Linked DNA regions of Homo sapiens: region 1 is linked to region 2. The links are chromatin loops, found by intact Hi-C in ENCODE. Cell type or tissue: endothelial cell of umbilical vein. All regions are shown on one strand. Links, peaks and the distances in the headings refer to the core of each region. The heading gives the core; the rest is flanking DNA. Region 1 has its middle 130 kb from the start of LINC02351. Region 2 overlaps LINC02253 (long intergenic non-protein coding RNA 2253).

The links. A loop is a pair of places that touch in the nucleus more often than their neighbours do. Peaks named below come from ENCODE experiments on the same cell type or tissue, not always from the same donor. Only the 100,000 strongest peaks of a DNase experiment are listed, where the experiment ranks them.
Region 1: it touches region 2 in a loop (5-fold over the local background); 5 of 110 quality-filtered maps call a loop at or near these places.

What each region holds. Positions count from the first base shown.
Region 1 is chr15:98,287,507-98,297,475 of GRCh38, forward strand. No RefSeq gene overlaps it. Among named protein-coding and RNA genes, the nearest start is that of LINC02351, 130 kb to the right of the region's middle. In endothelial cell of umbilical vein, for the core only: a CTCF peak has its summit at 5,100 (motif pointing right); no DNase peak of the experiment used is centred there.
Region 2 is chr15:97,241,426-97,251,394 of GRCh38, forward strand. All of the region lies in intron 2 of LINC02253 (long intergenic non-protein coding RNA 2253), which reads left to right. Among named protein-coding and RNA genes, the nearest start is that of LINC02253, 12 kb to the left of the region's middle. In endothelial cell of umbilical vein, for the core only: a CTCF peak has its summit at 4,538; a DNase peak (open chromatin) is centred at 4,536.

The DNA.
Region 1 (9,969 bases), core at 577-8,576, 1.0 Mb after region 2:
TCTTGAGTAGGTCTTTATCAGCAGCATGAAAACTGACTAATACATGATCAAACAAGGGAGCCCTTGAATTTCTTATTTCAAATAATTGACAATGCAGTGGAAGCCATTTTGCTCAAAATAGCAATATCAACAAAAGTCTCCTTCTTAATTAAAAGAAGCAAAGTGAGATTGTTGCCACCAGATGAAACAGGGTGAGGGGCTGCCCAATGGGAATAATTCTAAACACTTGTCTCAACCTGGAAGTTGCTGCAACCAGAGGGTTTCCTCCTTTCCACGGGGCCCTCTGAGTCCATCACCTGAATCCAGAGGTACAAGCGGAAGCTCCAGTTCCTGCTGTCTAAATGTTGGGCCACACAGACTCGGTAGGAATCAGGACCCAAGTACCAAAGCCTACACCTAACCCTAGCCTGAACTGCTAAACCTGTCTCCTAAAAGCCTCAAGGTTCAGTGAGAAAAATAAGATCTTGGAGTGAAGCAGATGCAGGTTCAAATTCTAAGTCAACCACTTACTGGAAGTGTGGTCCCGTACAAGTTACTAACTTCTTGGTGCTTCAGCTTCCTCATCCGTAGTATGGGTAATAATGCAGGACCTACCTTTTAAGATGTTCCCAAGGATTGAATATACTGTCACTCTTGCCTGGCATAATGTCCACTTCCATCCCTGGAGAAGGTAGCTGGGGCGAATTTTAAAGGCTGAGTATGAGGAAGGCAGACCAGAGGGAGAGGTTTGCTTCAGCAGCCCTGCCAAGGCTTCCAGAGCAGCTGCTTCCACACTAGTTCTGGGATGCAGGTGAGCACAGGGGCCCTCCCTCCCGGGACCTGGCTCAGGGAAAACACTTGGTAGACGTGTGGTCAATGCGTGATCCTCCTCCCGCTCACGGTCCGGCAGGGAAGACAGACAAGTGAGGGTGTCTAACAGGGCGCTATGAGGGAGTGAAGGAGGACAAGCCACCCCGGTGCTTCCCGGAGTTCCTTAGAGCCACCAAGTGACTTGTTTTCCAGCCCAGTAAATGCGTCTCTGTCATACAGCTCAGGGTACAGCTGTCATCACAACTACAAATTTGAAACCAGTCCATTCATTTCATCATCTTAGTCAAAGCTCCTTGCCAAACTAAATCTGTGTAAGAATCTATATAAGTATTGTCATTAAAACTGACCATATTTTTTGCCCAGTAATGTTACTTATGGGAATTTACTTAGACAAAATAATCAGGGATTCACTCAGAGGTATGTACATAAAACTGGCTTTCATCTCAGCATTATTTATAAAATGAACCAGCAACACGTGGAAACAGCATAGATGCCTGAGGTTAGGAGATTGATTTTTAAAATATCCCAGTGTACCTCTGTATGAAAGAACACTATGCAGTCATCAAACACTTATTTGTAATAACATTATATACAGTTACATGACAAAGCAGATTGCAAATCAGCATATAGAATACGATCTCCAATTTGTGTAAATACATATAAAAATATGTGATATTTGCATGCATTTTCAGAGAAAGAAAACACATTAATAGTGGTTTCCCCCAAAGGCAATAGACTTTGCTGTATAAATATACAGGTTTTAGGCTAGGCGCAGTGGCTCACACCTGTAATCCCAGCACTTTGGGAGGCCAAGGCAGGAGGATCAACTGAGGTCAGGAGTTTGAGACCAGCTTGGCCTACATGGTAAAACCCCGTCTCTACAAAAATACAAAAATTTGCTGGTCGTGGTGGCAGGCAACTGTGGTCCCAGCTACTTGGGAGGCTGCGGCATGAGAATCATTTGAGCCCAGGAGGTGGAGTTTGCAGTGAGCCGAGATCATGCCACTGCATTCCAGCCTGGGCAAGAGAACAAGACTCCATCTCAAAAAAAAAAAAAAAAAAAAATGCAGGTTTTGGAGCTAAATGGCCAAGGTCGAACCCTGACTCCACCACCTCCAAGTGTGTTGACACTGGAGTAGTTATTAACTTCCCACTTCCCAGTGCCTCAGTTTCCCCATATTAAGCATGCAGCTGCTAGCTCTCCCTACTTCCTAGAGGGTTTAATTAGGGTGCTAACAGAAGAGTGGTTCTAGATAGTGGCTGGGAACCAGTTAGCACTTGCAAGCGTAATCTATTGTTATGAGTTATTATTAGTGGTGGGATTAGGGTCATTTCAATTCTCCAGTTTATTCTTCTGTATATTTTCTATAGAAAATTGACTTACGATCATGGAAACAAAATAATTTTTAATCCATTTTGGTCAATGAGATGAATTCAATGAAGAGATTAGTTAGAACTACTTTGCCATAATTGACACAACATCTGCTATTTCTAGAACTAAATCAAATAAAATACAGTCAACTCTTGATTCTGCATGAAGCACATTCACTTAACTGCGGCTGCTCCTGCATTCCTGTTTTTATGGGCCTCATTAAGCACTGGATATAACATCATATGTTACAGCTCTATCTTGTGTCTGTTTACTTCCTCTCCCACAGCCAGCAGCTCAGCAAGAGCCTTGTAAACCAATTCTCTTAATGATCTATCCAGTCGGGGAAGGTGCAAATCAGTGATATGGGGAGCTTAGAGGAGAAGCCAGCAGCTCTACCTCAGAGAGGGGATGCTGCCACAACTTTTGGCACAGTTGGAGGGATAGCTAACTGCGGGGCTGAGGTCTAATGTGGGCCCTCTCTGGGCACCTCAATCTTCTATGTTAGAGCCATCCAGGGTCCGTGTCCACCTGGCCATATATAACAGTGGCTGGAGGAGGGGGAGGGTCTTTAACACAATCCTGTGTGAAGATGAGAGACTGATGGAGAATGGTTGACCCCACAAACTATGAAGAGGGTCGACCCTTTTATAACACATGCATTTTCACAATACAGGTATTCAAATGTGCGATCTCCAGTGGGTTTCTGGTATCAGGTCTCCATCCCCTCCATTAAATACACAGTTCTCTGCCTTTGTTGCAGACCTGGATGAGGCGTCACTTCTCATTTTGAGCCCACATTGCCAGATTTTCAGTCTTCATATCATCCAAAGTCAACAATCCCAGCCAGGTGCTGTGGTTCACGCCTGTAATCCCAGCACTTTGGGAAGTCGAGGCAGGTGGATCACCTGAGGTCAGGAGTTCGAGACTAGCCTGGCCAACACAGTAAAACCCCGTCTCTACTAAAAATACAAAAAATTAGCCAGGCTTGGTGGCAGACACCTGTAATCCCAGCTACTCAGGAGGCTGAGGCAGGAGAATCTCTTGAACCTAGGAGGTGGAGGTTGCAATGAGCCAAGATTATGCCGCTGCACTCCAGTCCTGGTAGCAAGAGCGAAACTCCATCTCAAAAAAACAAAATAAAGTAAACATTCCCTCAAGAAGTTGCCAGGAGCTTTGTTCCCCTCCCTTCCCAGGTTCTCTACTCCAGCATGTGGTTCCACCATGCTGCACCACTCTGTCCATCTCTCTCTGATGTAAGAGGCTGGCTCCAGATCCTGGCCAGCTAATTCCTCCCAGGGCCACCATCACTGTTGTGTGTGCTGTGGGGATGGGGAGGCAGTTCAAGGTTCTTAGAGTTAGACATGCCATATTCTGCTTGACGGCACTGCAGTCACCCCTGTGTCCCTGCTTCCAGCTGAGGCAGCCTGGCTGCCCTCTCCAGCCTCCCCAGCAAGGCTTGACTGCAGCATCTCTTCTTGGCAAGCAAGAGGCAGTAGAAGGAAAAAATTCTAAGAAAAGGCATGGGCTCTGGAGACAAATAAAACTCTCTGAAAATTTGACTCTTGCATTTCATAATTGGTCCTTCATACTAAACACATTGTTTGATAAAAGGAAAATTATTCAACCTCAGTTTTCTCAACAAATGGAAATAGTAATAATGACACCAATGTCTTTGGTACTGCATGAAATAATGCATGTGAAAGCCCAGGGCCTGGCCCATTGCATGCACTTCAAAAAGTTTTATTTTTCTTTTGATTTCTCTTCTAGGCAGCATTTCATCATGATATCTCATCTGAAAGTATATTTGTTATGAATTATTTGACTGCAACTAACATATAACCTACCAATGGCTTAAACGTTTAGGGATTTATTTTTCCTCATGATAAAAAGTCTGGAGGCAAGTTGCTTCTGGGGTTGGCTTACCCTGTTTGAGCAAGGATCTCTCCTATTCTCTTAGCCTCATCCTGGTCGTTGCAAGATAGCTGCATGAGTTCCAGACATCACATCTACATCTAAAGCAAGAGGAAGAGAAAAGTGGGTGGTGATCTTCTATATCTATTTTTAACAGGAAAAAAAAAAGATGAAAAAAGCTTTTCCAGAAACACCCGAGTGGACTTTTCCTTATACTTACATCATATTGACTAGCATTGTGTCACACGGCCACCCCTGCATTAAGAGAGACTAAGAAATCACTTACTGATTTAGTTTCTTCAGCCTCTAGCAGAAGGTGGAAAGAGAGAGGAGGGCTTGGAATAGCTGTTAGCCCAGACAATCTGCAGAGTCTTCCCAGAGGATTGGAAATTGCCAAATTAGAACTACCCATAGGTAAGTGCTGGGCGGGTGGCTGACGCCTGTAATCCCAGCACTTTGGGAGGCTGAGGTGGGTGGATCACCTGAGGTCAGGAGTTCAAGACCAGCCTGACCAATATCGTGAAACCCTGTCTCTACTAAAAATGCAAAAATTAGCCAGGCATGGTGGCATGCGCCTGTAGTCTCAGCTATTTGGGAAGCTGAGACAGGAGAATTGCTTGAACCCGGGAGGCAGAGGTTGCAGTGAGCTGAGATTGAGCCACTGGACTCCAGCCTAGGCAACAGAGCGAGACTCCATCTCAAAAACAAAAAACAAAAAACAAAACTACCCACGGGTAAATGTTATGTTTAAAATAATAATAATAAACACATAAGTAATAAACATACTTTCAAGCACATATGGTTTACCACCTATCACGGTGGCTCTGTCTTGCCTTGGTTTCTAGCAGAAGTTCTCCAGCTTGGAGGCACGTTAGAATCTCCTGGGGCGCTTGTAAAAAACACCAAGGCCTGGGTCCCTTCCTCAGCGCAAGGAAAACCTCTAGGGCTGGGGCAGGGCCGTTGACTCAGGGTGAAGATCCAGGACCACTAGGTTGGTGTCCACGGAGAGTTGGTATGCACACCGCTAGAGGGCGCAGGAGATCACTCGGCCCCGAGGAGCCCTTGGTCAAGGCACCTGTAAAGTCACCCAGCCCTCTGGCGGCTTCCCGTTTACCCAGGGCCAGCACCGAGGGCATAAAGGGCGTTCTAACCCACATAACAGAAGACATTGCGTTGCTATTCTGTACTTTTGTTAATTAGGTAAACTACGCCAAGAGAGGCTCAGAAACCTGCCCAAAATGAGCTGGAGCATCAGCAGGGGTTCCAAATGGCAGGCGTCCTCTCCCCTCTGTCCCACAAAGAACAGTCCGTCCCCTGGGCTGGGAGCTGGGCCCGGAGCCCCGGGGCAGCCCGCCCGGCCGTGCTCGCTGCGCCCCCGGGCTGCGTTCATCAAGCGCAACTCCAGGCGCGCGCCGCAACCGCGCAGGGCAACCGGGGGCTCTCCCGCCGAACCCGCCCTCACTTACATCTTTCTCGTCGCCCTTCAGGGGCTGCTAGTTTGCTAATGCTGCCAGGAAGCTCTCCTCCCAGTTTTCTAGCTGCCGTTCCAGCGAGCAGAGAGAGAGCCTCGGTGGTAATAAGCCTCGCACAGAACACAGCACTAATTCTAACGCACAGGCGGTTCCACTTACCGTTTATGGAAAGCCACAAAGCCGGCGTGAGAACACCTAATTACCGCGTGAATTAGTGAAAAAACAGATGCGAGGTTTACAAAAATGTCTGCCAGTGTCTAGTAAATGGCCACAATTGATAGAGATGCTCCAAAGGCCTGCTGGGGGCAGAGGCTGGCTCAGGCACAGCCCCAACCCAAAAAATGCTGTCAACAGTTGCCGGCACCCCCAGAGCGCGCCCCCAGTTCTCTTAGGTGAAAGGGCTGGGAAATCGTCTATGAGCAGCCACTTAATAGTCTTGTACTCACGAACCGCAATTATCAACAACAAGCGCCACCCACAGACTCAGTGGGAATGTGTTCATGGTTAATCAATTCGATTGATCACTGTTTATTAAGTAAAAACCTGCTTTCTAAACAGTTCCTCCCTAAATGGTGTTTTTGCAGGCTGCTAGAAAACAAGAGACTAATTGGGGCTCCTAATTTAAATCCAAGCGTGCACATTACTAAAAGCATTCGCAGCAGGGGTGTGGGCATGGTGAACCCTCAGTCCCCCAGAGTGGCCACGCTAAAGCCGACATTCTCACATTATAAAGACCTCCCAATCCCTGCTTTAATTTCTCCGATCAAGAAGCCACGGTGACCAGGTCAGATGAGGACATCAGGAAGGAAGTCCACTGATAATATAGATTATGGGAATATTTGAGTCCCATCGGTGCTGTTAAATTGATCGGCTCCATTCAGCACCTTGTGAATCGAGATGGGAAATCGATGGTTGGACGGGCCAGGTGCCGAGATAAGTGACCATAGCGTATTTTTGTTATCTCCTTACAGAGAGTCATGATCTCTACCACCCTGAGTGCTCTAAATCTAAGCAAAATACAACAGAAAATCCAACACAGAGGAGGTCAGGGTGATTGCGCGATTGTGCTATAATCCAGAGAGGAAGGGGTCTGGCTGGTCCAGGGCTAAACTCTTCCTAAATGTGGCCACCCCCGCATGTGAGGAATTGGACCCAGGAGCAGCACAGCAGCTCCACTTTATCCACACCAGCTCTTCATCTGCTGCAAGTGCTGGGGGCTAAGCGGAACAGCAAGGAGACTGCCCTCCACCCCAGCTGAGGCTGCCAGTGTCAAGGCACTTCTAGCATGGGAGCCGAGCCCGCCCTCCAAAGAAGAGAGCTTTGCATTTCCTGTGTATCACCTGCCTCTGTTGCAAAATTCCCATCCATGCCTCAGGAAGATATTGCAGAGAGTGACAACCTCCCACTATTCCCGTTATTTTTCATTGTTTGATATTCAGGTCTTTTCTGCCTGCCCAGCTCAGGAATTCCACTCTCCCTAAACGAAGAGACCGTGAAGACCCTCATAACTCCCATCCATCACAGACAGAAATACCACAGATTAGGAGCCAGTAAAGAAATAAAACACACATTTTCGCATGCAATTATATGTGAAATTACTGCATAGACAGATATCCAAACTCTCAGGAATCCAAATCAGAAATAACATTAATTACTCCGAAAGGGTAACTAGCCAAAGGAAATTGAAGTCTTCTAGGGAGGCTGCACAAGGATTTTAATTTTCGATTAAGAAACCATTTGCGGGTTCCAATCCCCAATAGATGCAAATAACCCTATTTCCATACACTGGATGCAGAGTCAGTTTTATGTATCTCCAAAAACAGGACAGAGAAACTCTGAAAATATTTGTCAATCGTTTCTGCACAACGTGCTGTGCCTGCAGTCTTTGCACGCCCACATGCAGGGCTGTGTTAAATCTGTCTCGACCTCAGTCTCATAAAGAAATAAAGACCAAGTTATCACCATTTGATACCCAAGCGGCAGATGCTCTTTTCCATCTGGATAATGAACATCAAAAACCTGGAATGTAGAGAGATGTGTGTTCTTGGTTACAGCGCCTGCAATGCCCCTGCTTAGCTGAGAAATATTAGGGCTCAGTAGAAACATATAAGTCACAACATCCACAATTCTGCAGGAAAGAGAGAAACTTTTAATAGGAGCGGGGCTGCATCAAAGCAACCCGTAATTAGGTACAAATTTGGCTCATGGTTCAGCAATTTCTACAGATTAGCTGTACTGACCTTCTGGAGCCCCAGGGTGCTTATTTCGCATTTGCGGTTGCAGAGTGACCTCTAGTGTTAAAAGACAAGGATTTTTTTTTTTTTTTTTTTTTTTTTTTTTTTTTTTAAGGATAGCATCCAAAGTTAACATCTTTTTTTTTCTTTTTTTTTTTATTATACTTTAAGTTTTAGGGTACGTGTGCACATTGTGCAGGTTAGTTACATATGTATACATGTGTCATGCTGGTGCGCTGCACCCACTAACTCGTCATCTAGCATTAGGCATATCTCCCAATGCTATCCCTCCCCCCACCCCACAACAGTCCCCAGAGTGTGATGTTCCCCTTCCTGTGTCCATGTGATCTCATTGTTCAATTCCCACCTATGAGTGAGAATATGCGGTGTTTGGTTTTTTGTTCTTGCGATAGTTTACTGAGAATGATGATTTCCAATTTCATCCATGTCCCTACAAAGGACGTGAACTCATCATTTTTTATGGCTGCATAGTATTTCATGGTGTATATGTGCCACATTTTCTTAATCCAGTCTATCTTTTATCTATCCTTACTATTGAAAGCACGAGCTGTAACACACCTTTGGGGAAAAGTCCCTGGGAAATCTCCATAAGGTAATCAGATACAGATGTGACTTTTTGTTGTGTGCAAATCACCGTTAGAGACTGTTCTAAACCTTCTGTCATGGAAATTTCCAAAGGGTTTACACATTTCAGAGAATATCTATGTTGGCTCTTTTTTTCCTCTTTTTGTTATATATTGGGGTTATGTGAAATTTTATTTTTAAAAATGTATGTGCCTTATGATGCTCTCTGGCCTATAGACAATTAAATAACTTATTATTCCCTCTTAAGGAGAATGGGCCCAACATTGACCCCAAACAGAGCCTGAAGTTTTTGCCTTAATTCCTTGAAAATAAAAATGATGGGAATCACAGCAGAAACTCTTTGGGACCAGGGCCGAGTTCACAGTGACAGCTCATTCTTGCCACTGTTGGCCCTAGTTGGGACTTGGAGTGCAGTGAGCAGGAGACAGTGTTTGCTGGGCACCAGTTGAGCTGGCCAGAGCCAGTTACAGAATGCACAGGGCCCAGTGCAAAGTGAAAATGCTGGGCCCCTTTTCCAAAAAGCAGGAAAGAAGGTGCCAGGAAAGGTACTAAAATATAAGGACTTTTCCTTTCTCCTGCTGTCTCTCTTTTGACTTGCAGTGTTATTATTTGCTATTTAATAGCTGCTAGGTTTGGAAAAATTAAACGTAAATTGATAGCACGAATCTTACCATTCCTGTGCCTTGCCATCTTACAATACTAATGGAAGCATTTAGCTCAAAGCATGTAGCTCACATGCAGAATCACAGAAATTATAGAATTTGTATTTCCTAACTTATACATAAATAGGTTTGGGGGCGGTGAGGTTTAACCAGTACAGATGATTGCATTCAGAGGCACACAATGGCACAATCGCCCTGGCCTTTCAACCAATCCCTTACTGGAAATGCTGCACAAAAACTAGCTTTGCTGGTTTTATTTCATTTCTGGATATGCATACATTCTACCAGCACCCTCTGCCTTCGAGTTACTGAGGATTAAGACAGGACTGAAGGCCAGGTGCAGTGACTCACGCCTGTAATCCTAGCACTTTGGGAAGCCAAGGCAGATGGATCACTTGAGCCCAGGAGTTGGAGACCAGCATGGGCAATATGGTGAAATCCCATCTTTACAAATAATACAAAAAAAAAGTTTCTGGGTGTGCTGGCATGCCCCTGTAGTCCCAGCTACTTGGGAAACTGAGGTGGCAGGATTGCTTGAGCCCAGGAAGCAGAGGTTGCAGTGAGCTGAGATCGTGCCACTGCACACCAGCCCTGGTGACAGACCAAGACCCTATCTCAAAAAGAAAAGAACGAAAAGAAAGGCTAGTTCCCTTTCCTCCTATGTCATAACTACTGGCATAAGTGGTTGACTAACACAGAGAAACAACAGGAATGAAAAAGAATATGCTAGGCTTCCTTGGCTGATGATGTCCTTAGAACATCATATCCTTCTTTCCATTTTGAGTCAAATTCTAGTTTGAATGGAAAGCATGGCCCATCAGGCCCATACTTAATCAAAGATGTAACACTTGTACTCACTTTGAGTAATCTTGTTCTCACTTTGAGTCTTTCTGAACTCCCAC
Region 2 (9,969 bases), core at 1,206-9,205:
GTTTCTATGAGATCAACTATTTTCGAGTCCACATATGAGAAAGATCATGCAGTATTTGTTTTTCTGTGCCTGGCATATTATACTTAGCATAATGTCCTTCAAGTTCATCCATGTTGTTGCCAATGGCAGAATTTCATTATTTTTTGTTGTTGTTGAATTGTATTCCTTTGTGTGTATGTACCACATTTTCTTTATCCATTTATTCATCAATGGGCACTTGTGTTGTCTCTATATCTTGGCTATTGTGAATAGTACTGCAATAAACACGGGAAGGTGGATATCTCTTTAATGTACAGATTTCATTTCCTTTGGATATATACTCAATAATGGGGTAGTTGGATCATATGGTAGTTCTATTTTGAATTTTTTGAGGAACCTCCATACTGTATTTCATAGCAACCGTATCATTTTACATTACAATCAACAGTGCATTTTACATTACAATAAACAATTCTAAGTTCTCCACATCCTCAGCAATACTTGTGTTGTTTTCCATTTTGTTTTGTTTTCATAATGGTCATGCTAACAGGTATAAGGTAAAATTTTCTTGTGGTTTTGATTTTTATTTCCCTAAGGACTAGTGATATTGAACATCTTTTTATATTCTCATTGGCCATTTGTGTATCTACTTTGGAAACTGTCTATTAAGTCTAGTGCTAATTTTTAAATTTGACTAATTGGTGTTTTTTGATGTTGAGTTATAGGAGTTTTTGCGTACTTGTGAGATTTATCCGTTATCAGATATGTGGTTTGCAAATTTTCTCTCATTCTGTCGGTTGCCTTTTAACTCTGTTGATTGTTTTGCTTGCTGCACAGAAGTTTTCAAGTTTGGTGCTATCATTTATCTATTTGTGCCTTCTTGCTAGTGCTTTTGATGTGGTAACCAAGAAATCATTGCAAAATCCAATGTTACAAAACTTTTTTTTCAACTTTGTTTTTCCCTAGGAGTTTTATGGTTTCAGGTTTTGAGGCCTTTAATCCATTTTGAGATAAATGTTGAATATGGTGTAAGGTAGGGTTCAAATTCATTCTTCTGCAAGTGAGTTCTACTGCTTGAGAAGTATCACTTTAGTTCACACTAAATATTCCCCGAGTAAATATCTACTTTAATAGTACTATAGTTGTATTTAAAATAACATTAATTAATAAACACATTAAGAAACTAGACATGAACAAAAATATCTAGAGTTGACTTATCCTTTATAAACTCCATTTTCTTCTTGAAAACAGGCACAATACAATAAGCAATTGCATTTTCAATAACAAACTCAAGCATTACGAATATACGTTAACTTTCCTACAGCTATTTGTTGAAGAGACTATTCTTCTCCATTACAAAGCCTTAGCAGTTTGTCAAAGATCATTTCATTATAAATGTTAACAGTTTTTGTAAAGCATTTTTTTCTGTTTTGTTTCATAGACCTATTGGTCTATCTTTATGCCATTACCATACTATATTGATTATAGTAGCTACGTAATATGTTTTGAAATTAGGAAATACGAGGGCTCCAGGTTTTTAAAATTTTTCTCAAGATTGTTTTGGCTATTTGGAGTCATTTTTTTTATTTCTGCAAAAATGTCATTGGGATTTTCACAGAGATTGCATTGAATCTGTAGATGACTTTGGGTACTATGTGCATTTTAAGAATATGAAGTCTTCCAATCCGTGAAAACAGGATGTCTTTCTATTTACTTATATTGTCTTTACTTTCTTTAGGCAATATTTTGTAGTTTTAGTGTACAGGTGCTTCACCTTCTAGGTTATAGTTTTTCCTAAGTATTTTTTCTTTTTGATACTATTATAAATGAATATTATTTTCTTTTCAGATTATTCATTGTTAATGTATGGAAATGTAATTGATTTTTGAATGGTGACTTGTATCCTCAACTTTGCTTAATACAGTGATGCCATTTGGTCCTGTGCTTTTCTTTGCGGGGGAATTTTTATTATTATTACTGATAAATTACTCGTTCGATCTCATTAGTTATAGATTTTTTATTTTTATCTCTTCATGATTCAGTCTTGGTTGGTTGTATGTTTCTATAAATGTATCCATTTATTCTATGTTATTTAATTTGTTGGCCTACTATTGTTCATATAGTTGTCTCTTATGATCCCTTTTCTTTCTTTTGCATTGGTTGTAATGTTTCCTCTTTTATTTCTAACTTTTGCTAACTGGGTCTCTACTTGTAGTCCAGCTAAAAATCTGCCAGTTTTGTTAAACTTTTCAAAGAACACACTTCATTTTATGGATTTTTAAATTGTTTTTCTATTCTTTGTTGAGTTTATTTCTGCTCTATTCTTCATTATTTCCTTCCTCTGCAAACTTCGGGTTTAGTGTTCTATATATGTCTGTTGGTCTAATTTGTTCATAGTGTTGTTCAAGTCGTCTATTTTCTTGTTGATCTCTCTGGTTGGCCTATCTCTTATTGAAAACAGGGTATTAAAATTTCCTACAATTATTATGTTGCTGTCTATATATCTCTCTATTTCTGTCAATGTTTGCTTCATATATATAAGTGCTCTGCTATTAGGTGCATATATAGTTACAATTGTTATATCTTCCTGGTGAATTAAACCTTTATAACAATATATTGTACTTCTTTGTCTCTTGTGATAGTTTTTGACTTAAGGCCTATTCTGTCTGATATAAGTATTGCCAACCCTCCTCTCTTTTGATTAAAATTTGCATGGAAAAATCTTCCATCTTCTTGTTTTCAACCTATGCATGTCTTTTTTATTTAAAGTCAGTCTTTTATAAACAACATATAGTTGGATCTTGATTTTTTAAAAATTTATTTAGCTACACTGTGTCTTTTGATTGATGAGTTTAACCCATTTATACTTAATTACTGAATTATTATTTCCATTTTGTTAATTGTCTTCTGTATGTATGGTATTAGTTTGGTCCCTCTTGTTCTCTCTTGCTGTCTTCCCTTGGGTTCATTGATCCTTTGTAGTGTCATGCTTTTATTTCTTTCTTAATTGATTTTGTTCATCTTCTATAAGTATCTTCTTTGTAGTTATCATGGGGATCCCATACAACATCGAGAATTGTAGCAATCTATTTTAAAATGAGAACCGCTTAGCTACAATTATATACAAAACTACTCTTTCAGATCTCCTTACCACATACTTGTTACTGATGTTACAAATTACATTTTAAAAAATATTTTGTATTCATTAACATTGTTTTACAGTTGTAGTTATGCTTATATTGCTTACATTTTTTACTTGAATTAAAAGTGCTGTATGCAACACCATTACAATATTATAGAATTCTGTATTTATCTCTATATTTGGCTTTACCAGAGAGCTTTATGTTTTTCTGTGCTTTTATGTTGCTACATAGTGTCCTTTTTGTTCAACGCCAAGGACTGTCTTTGGTAGTTTTTATGTAGGTCTGGTAGTGATGAACTCCCTCCACTTTTGTTCATCTGGGAAGTTATTTCTTTTTGGTTTATGAAAGATAGTTTTGACAGATACAGTTTTTATGTTTGGCTGCAATTTTTATTTATTTTTGCCTTTTGAATGTATCGTCCCACTCACTTCGGCCTCTAAAGTCTCTGCTAAAAAACCCACTGATAATCTTATGGCAGCTCCTTTCATGTGATGAGTTGCTTTTCTCTTACTAGTTTCAAGTCTCTCCTTTCACTTTTGTCAGTCTGAATATAATGTGTCTTGATTTGTACCTATTTGGGTTTTTCTTAGTTAAAGTTATTTGAGCTTCTTGAATTTAATGTGGTCTGTTTTCTTCCTCACATTTCAGATAATTTTGGCCATTATTTCTTCAAATAAACTCTCTGCTCTAATCTTTCTCTCTTCTCTTTCAGACTCTCACATAATGTGTATATTGGTCTGCTCGTGGGTGCTGGTACATCAATTAGACTTTCTTTACTTTTCTTCATTCTTTTTTCTTTTTATTATTATGACTTGATAATTTCAAATGACCTGTGTTAGAGTTTACTGACTTTTTTTTTTTTTTGCTTTGTGAGATCTGCTGTTGATCTGCTGTAGTGAATTTTTCAATTCACCTATTTTATTTTCCAGCTCTAAAATTACTTCGCTTTTTCTCATGTAGTTTCTATCTCTGTACATATTCTCATTTTGCTCATTTGTGGTTTTTCTGATTTCATTTAGTTGTCTATCTGGCATTCTCTTGCAGCACACTGAGCTTCTGTAAAGCAATGATTTTGAATTCTTTTTTAGATAGTTTGTAAATATCAATTTCTTTAGAGTCAGTTTCTAGAGATTTAGTTTGTTCCGTTAATTGGGTCATGTTCTCCTGTTTCTTCATGTGTCTTCTTATTTTTTGTTGTAATTTTTTTATTTGAAAAAACAACTAACACTTCGAGTTTTTACAGACTGATTTCATACAGGGGAATACCTTCATCAGTCAGCATGACTAGAGATTCAGAGGGCCTCTCAAACATGTTATGGAAATGCATTTTCTCTGAGCTTGTGCATGTAATTTCCAGATTAGAGAGATTTGCTGGTTTCTTTTTTAGGAGTTTGTGGGCTCTTGCTCTCTCTTGTGTCTGTCTGTGGTACTGCAGGTTCTCCAGAACTATATGCCAAGCTCTCTTTTGTTCTTTGCAGTCCCCAGGCATTCAAACTATGACAGCTCCTCATCAGTGCCCTAAGTCACATGAGACAAAAATCAGTCCCTTAGGTAGCCTCTTAAAAAGCTAAAAAATTGGACATATATTCGATTCTTCTCTTTCCATCTCATTGTAAAAGTCATTAGCAGGATACTTTTTCCCAATTGTGGTGAGCTGTTTTGGCCTTTGTCTACAGTGTGACAAGTACTGGCACTTCTGGCACTGCAAGAAGCCACTGAACTCTCTTTTGTACTAAGTGGCTACCAGTTATCCAAAGTATTTTGGTTCTATATCAGTACTCTGAGTCAGGTGAAAAAAATACCAGTCTCTTGGACAACCTTCCAAAAATCACACACACACACACACACACACACACACACACACACACACACGTTTTCTATTCCTGTATTTTTTTCTTTAAGCTAAATTAGAAGATGATTAGTTGCTTCAGGTTACAATTTATATAGGAATATTTTAAATATTTTTAGAGAAATATATTCACTTCATTAATGGATTTGGAAATAGATTCCTGAAATAGAAACTTGAAAAAATACTACACATTTACTTATTTAAAAAATCCATTTTATATTCTGCTTTGTTTTGAGAATGTAGTTTGAGTACAAACCAGATTATTTCTGTAAATATGGAGAAAATGTTCATCTTAGTGTATCAAATATAGTGAAAGAAACCAGAATTCCACTGCTTCAGAAGTATCACTTAAGTTCACATTAAATATTTTTCTGAGGAAATATCCAGTTTAATAATGCTATAGTTATATTTAAAATAACATCTTAATAAACATGATAAGGAACTAGAAGTGAACAAAAATATCCAGAGGTCACTTATTCTTTGCAACCTCGATTTTCTTTTTTTCTTTGTGTGTGTGTGAGAGACCAGAATTGTTTAAATACTCAAATCAATCTCCCCAAGCATTAGGGGAGCAGAGTTTTTAAGGATTACGTGGTGGATTGGGGGAAGCCGGTGAGCCGGGAGTGCTGATTGTTCAGGGATGAAATCTTAGGGAGTCAAAGCTGTCTTCTTGCGCTGAGTCAGTTCCTGGGTGGGAGCCACAAGATCAGATGAGCCAGTTTATTGATCTGGGAGGTGCCAGCTGATCCATCAAGTGCAGGCTCTGCCAAATATCTCAAGCACTGATCTTAGAAGCAGTTTAGGGAGGGTCAGAATCTTGTAGCCTCCAGCTGCATGACTCCTGAACTATAATTTCTAATCTTGTGGCTAATGTTAGTCCTACAAAGGCAATCTAGTCCCCAGGCAAGAAGGAAGTCTGCTTTGAGAAAGGACTCTAACCGTCTTTGTTTAAACTATAAACTATGTTTCTCCCGAAGTTAGTGCAGCCTATGCCCAGGAATGAACAAGGACAGTTTGGAGGTTAGAAGCGAGATGGAGTCAATTAAGTTAGATCTCTCACTGTCTCAGTCATCATTTTGCTATTGCGCTTTCGGTCCCTCCCTTTGGGTTTTATAACACCTTAATCTTTAGGTGTAGGCTATGAAGATGGGAAGAGGCTGTTGATCACTCTAGATTTTTCCTGCTTACAGGGGACATAGCGGGAATGGGAGTGAACCCCAAGGAGAGAAGAGTAGACCTGCTTCACAACTGTCTGAGTGTATTTATGCAGGCTTGGCTGGGCTTGCAAGGCTTGTGTGGTAAAAATATACTTTTATTTATGTTTCAGGATGATATTTAAGTAAACAGCATGTTTATAAGATAAATAACGAGTCCTAGGATGAGGACTACAATTCCCAATTTTAAAAGCAAAGATTTGAAAACATTAGTTTGGAGACTTCTAACCCACAATGAATTTAGAATTTAGTCTAAACTGCAGAAAAAACCTTAAGAACGGTTAACAACAGTGTACTTCAGTTTTTCTTTTGAAGCATACTTTTGTCTCCCTCCAGTCCCCATTTTTATTAAAAACAAATCACAATAGAACTGATTTGTTTACAAAAGAAACTTTAGTCTTACTGTATTTGGCCTGATTATTTGCATAAAGTGCAGCAAGAATAATTATTTTTTACTTAGGTTTTTTAAATTGGCTTTGTTAGAACTCTGTTCCATGAAGAATCTCAGATAACACTTATTAAAAGCCGAGCCCAGCCATGGGTCTGTACCCTCAAGTACCTATGAGTTGGGCAAATTCCTCTCCTCTTGAGGTCCCAAGGTAACTTGGGGTTCCTGGGCCTGTTAGAAAGTGACATTCTTTACTTACCACAGGTCAGGAACCTTGTACAGGTTCCTGTACAGGTATCTTGTACAGGTACTCTATGCGGACAAAGTATGAGGCCAGATGCCCCAATGGGCTTTAATTGGCTCTATAAGTCAACTTTGATTCTTTAAAGGAGGCATGCCATTCCAGTCAAAGCCTTGGTAAAATAACCAATTTCTCCAATTATATCCTGTTACAAAAGAAAACAGATTCTTATTGCACTTATGCAATTAACTGTACTGCCATAAATTGAGAATACTCACAAATAGTTTCCAAATTCTGGAGAAATCAGGTAGAGGGGAACAAATATGCTCCAAATTTTGTTCACAGGAGTATATTTTACTCACTTGTTAAAGTTGCAAATAGCTTTAAAGAAATAAGTTATCTTGACTCTGAAAACAAAAGGATCAGCAACGTTTAACACATCAGATCTCCATGAGACTCCTAGAAGTTTCATTTTTTCCTCTATTCAAATAGCACAATTTTTAAAGTTGTCTGAGACCTGCACTCACAGTCCTATATCTGATTATAAACTGCCTTTTGAAAAGGATCAAAACAAGACAAAATGTCTGTGGATGACAAGTAAATAGCCCCTATTAAAGCTACAGGTGACTAGGAATTTTGGTTACTTCTGTGGCATACAACAATTTTATATAACAATTATTATTAATAATGTACATTAAATCATATCAGAATTATAGAAGTTTCCCATAAATTTTGGAACACATACTAATAATATAATATTTATACAAATACAGTCCAAAGAAAACCAAACACCATTCACTCTTCTATTTGAAAGTTTTCCCTCTCTTCTAATGTCACAATCTCCAGAGTTATTAGTCAGAATCCTGCATTTAAGAGCACCTGTTAAATTTTATAGCTGATTATAAAACCATCTTTTAAAGAGGATGAAAATGAGACAACAATTGTCTGTGAATGACAAAAACACTTTTAGGCCAGCTGCAGTTAAAGACATGGTTGACAAGTAAATTTTTTACCTCTGTGGCACACAGTCATTTAACATAATAATTATAATTATTACAGATAGATAACATATACTAAGTCATATTAGAATTATAGGAGTTTTACTTAATTTCAGAACATACGCCTATAACACATTTACACAAATATAACCCAAAGAAAGCCAAACACCATTTCATATTTGGCAGTGCTTCCTGTATGATTTCTATACAAAATGAGCCAAATGTCATTTTTGGACTTTAGAGAACCTAATATCTAAAAGATTAGTCCAGAAAGAGACATACTTTATAATTTGATTTTGGAAAGTTTGTCAAATATCAAAGGTTTAAAACACTTGATATCACAAAATAGAATCCCAGGTTACCTTAAGTCATTCATTTTGGCCAAAATGATAACTCTAAATAAGCTTTAAAAAAGAAAACCTTTACTCTAGTAGAGGAGACTTAGCTTTCCAAGCAACATCCAATAAAGGTAGCATGAGGCTAAATTTGTCTTTTCTCTCTCCTCCTTTTTTTCCCTGCCATTTACCCATGGGAGAGAAAGCAAAAGTCTTTCATTATCTTTTAATGTTACACAAAAATCGTCTTCAAAAGAGAAAAACAAATTTCATGTTTGCATTAGTGCATCCTTAACGTAAAAGCTAGTTTTTTAAATAAAATTTTGTATCTCTGTCCAGTTTTAATTAGTTTGAACATAAGATTTCAATACACTTTTTAGATCCCTTTACAATTTTCCATCAAACAGCAGGTCAATTTTCTAAGAAAACCCTGTTTTTCGGACACATGGGCCCAGATTCTGGCCTTACAACATCATTATCTTAATGTTTTAATCTGCAGATAAAAGCTAAATAATTTCTTTTAAATTTTAGCCAATTTGTTTATACCCACAGAATTTTTTTATCAGATCAATCCTTTTTACAAATCCTTTTTACTTTGCTTAAACCTTCAGTTTTCTTCCGTTACTCTTTTAGGTTAAGACAATCTTTAAAACCCTCTGAACTAGACAAAATTACATTCCCTTTAACAAAAGCCATATTCCTATGCCTTCTTATAATCTTTTACCAAAAACACATTCCCTACACACCTTGTTTGTAAAATTGTCTCTCCAGTGGTCTCAATTGCATGTTACAATGTTAACTCTTAGCAACTTTTATTTTTAGTGAAAAACCTGATAAGTAAGTGATTTTAATTATGTACCAGGGATGGAGCCTAGGAAATCAGACAGAAATGAAGATAAAGTCTGACTCTTTTTAGCATATCTAGAGGGGATGGCTCTCCATATGTCCCCAGGCTTATCTATAATCTAATGCTCCAAAGTAGGTAAATCGAACAATTTTCAAAAGTCAAAGAAATAATTTGACCTTAAAGCATTTAGCAAATCTGATCTCTGACCTTAATTTAGACCAAATGTCTACATTTTCAAGGCTTTTTATTTACCAATAATCTTTAAAAGTGTCTTTATTTCCAAAAGATTACTAAAGTCACGAGAACAAAAGGCATTAAAGTTTCTATTTTTGTGACAAAATATTTAAGTGCTTATCTTTCTAAGCCAATTAATCAGAGCTCTTTTATATATAAATGCCACACACACACACAACACATACAGGTAGAAGATTTGGCATTTGCAAGATTTTTCATTTGCCAGTTTCTTAATTGGATCACTGGCTTCAGGGTGGAGCCCTTGGAGGAAGAGGGCCAGGAAAGCATTTCTGGGGCCAAATAAGCAGCAAATAAAGAGCTGAAGGCAAAGACAAACCCCCAGAGTTAAGTGCGCCATTTTATACTGGATCCTGGATCCCCAAAAGGAGGGAAATATTACGGGAGAAGACAGTGTGGTGCTTTTACCGACGGTGCATTTCATAGCAAGGCAACCCAAAGCTAATCAGCCCATTTTGTAATTAGACCATCACCCATGGGAGTCTCATCTCTCAGTGGGGGGTGGGGATGTTTCCATATCTTCCAGGTGGTCAAGAGCATGCTTCTCTGATCCAAGTGTGCAAAGAGTCAAGTGTCCCTTCATAACTACTATTAGGCATCCCCTATAGCATGTTTTCTACCTAGTTATTACACACCAAAGCTCTCATAATGAGAAGTAATTTTTGATACCCTAAAACCTCTTTCTCTTCTAGAAAATAAGCACAATACAATAAGTAATTGCAT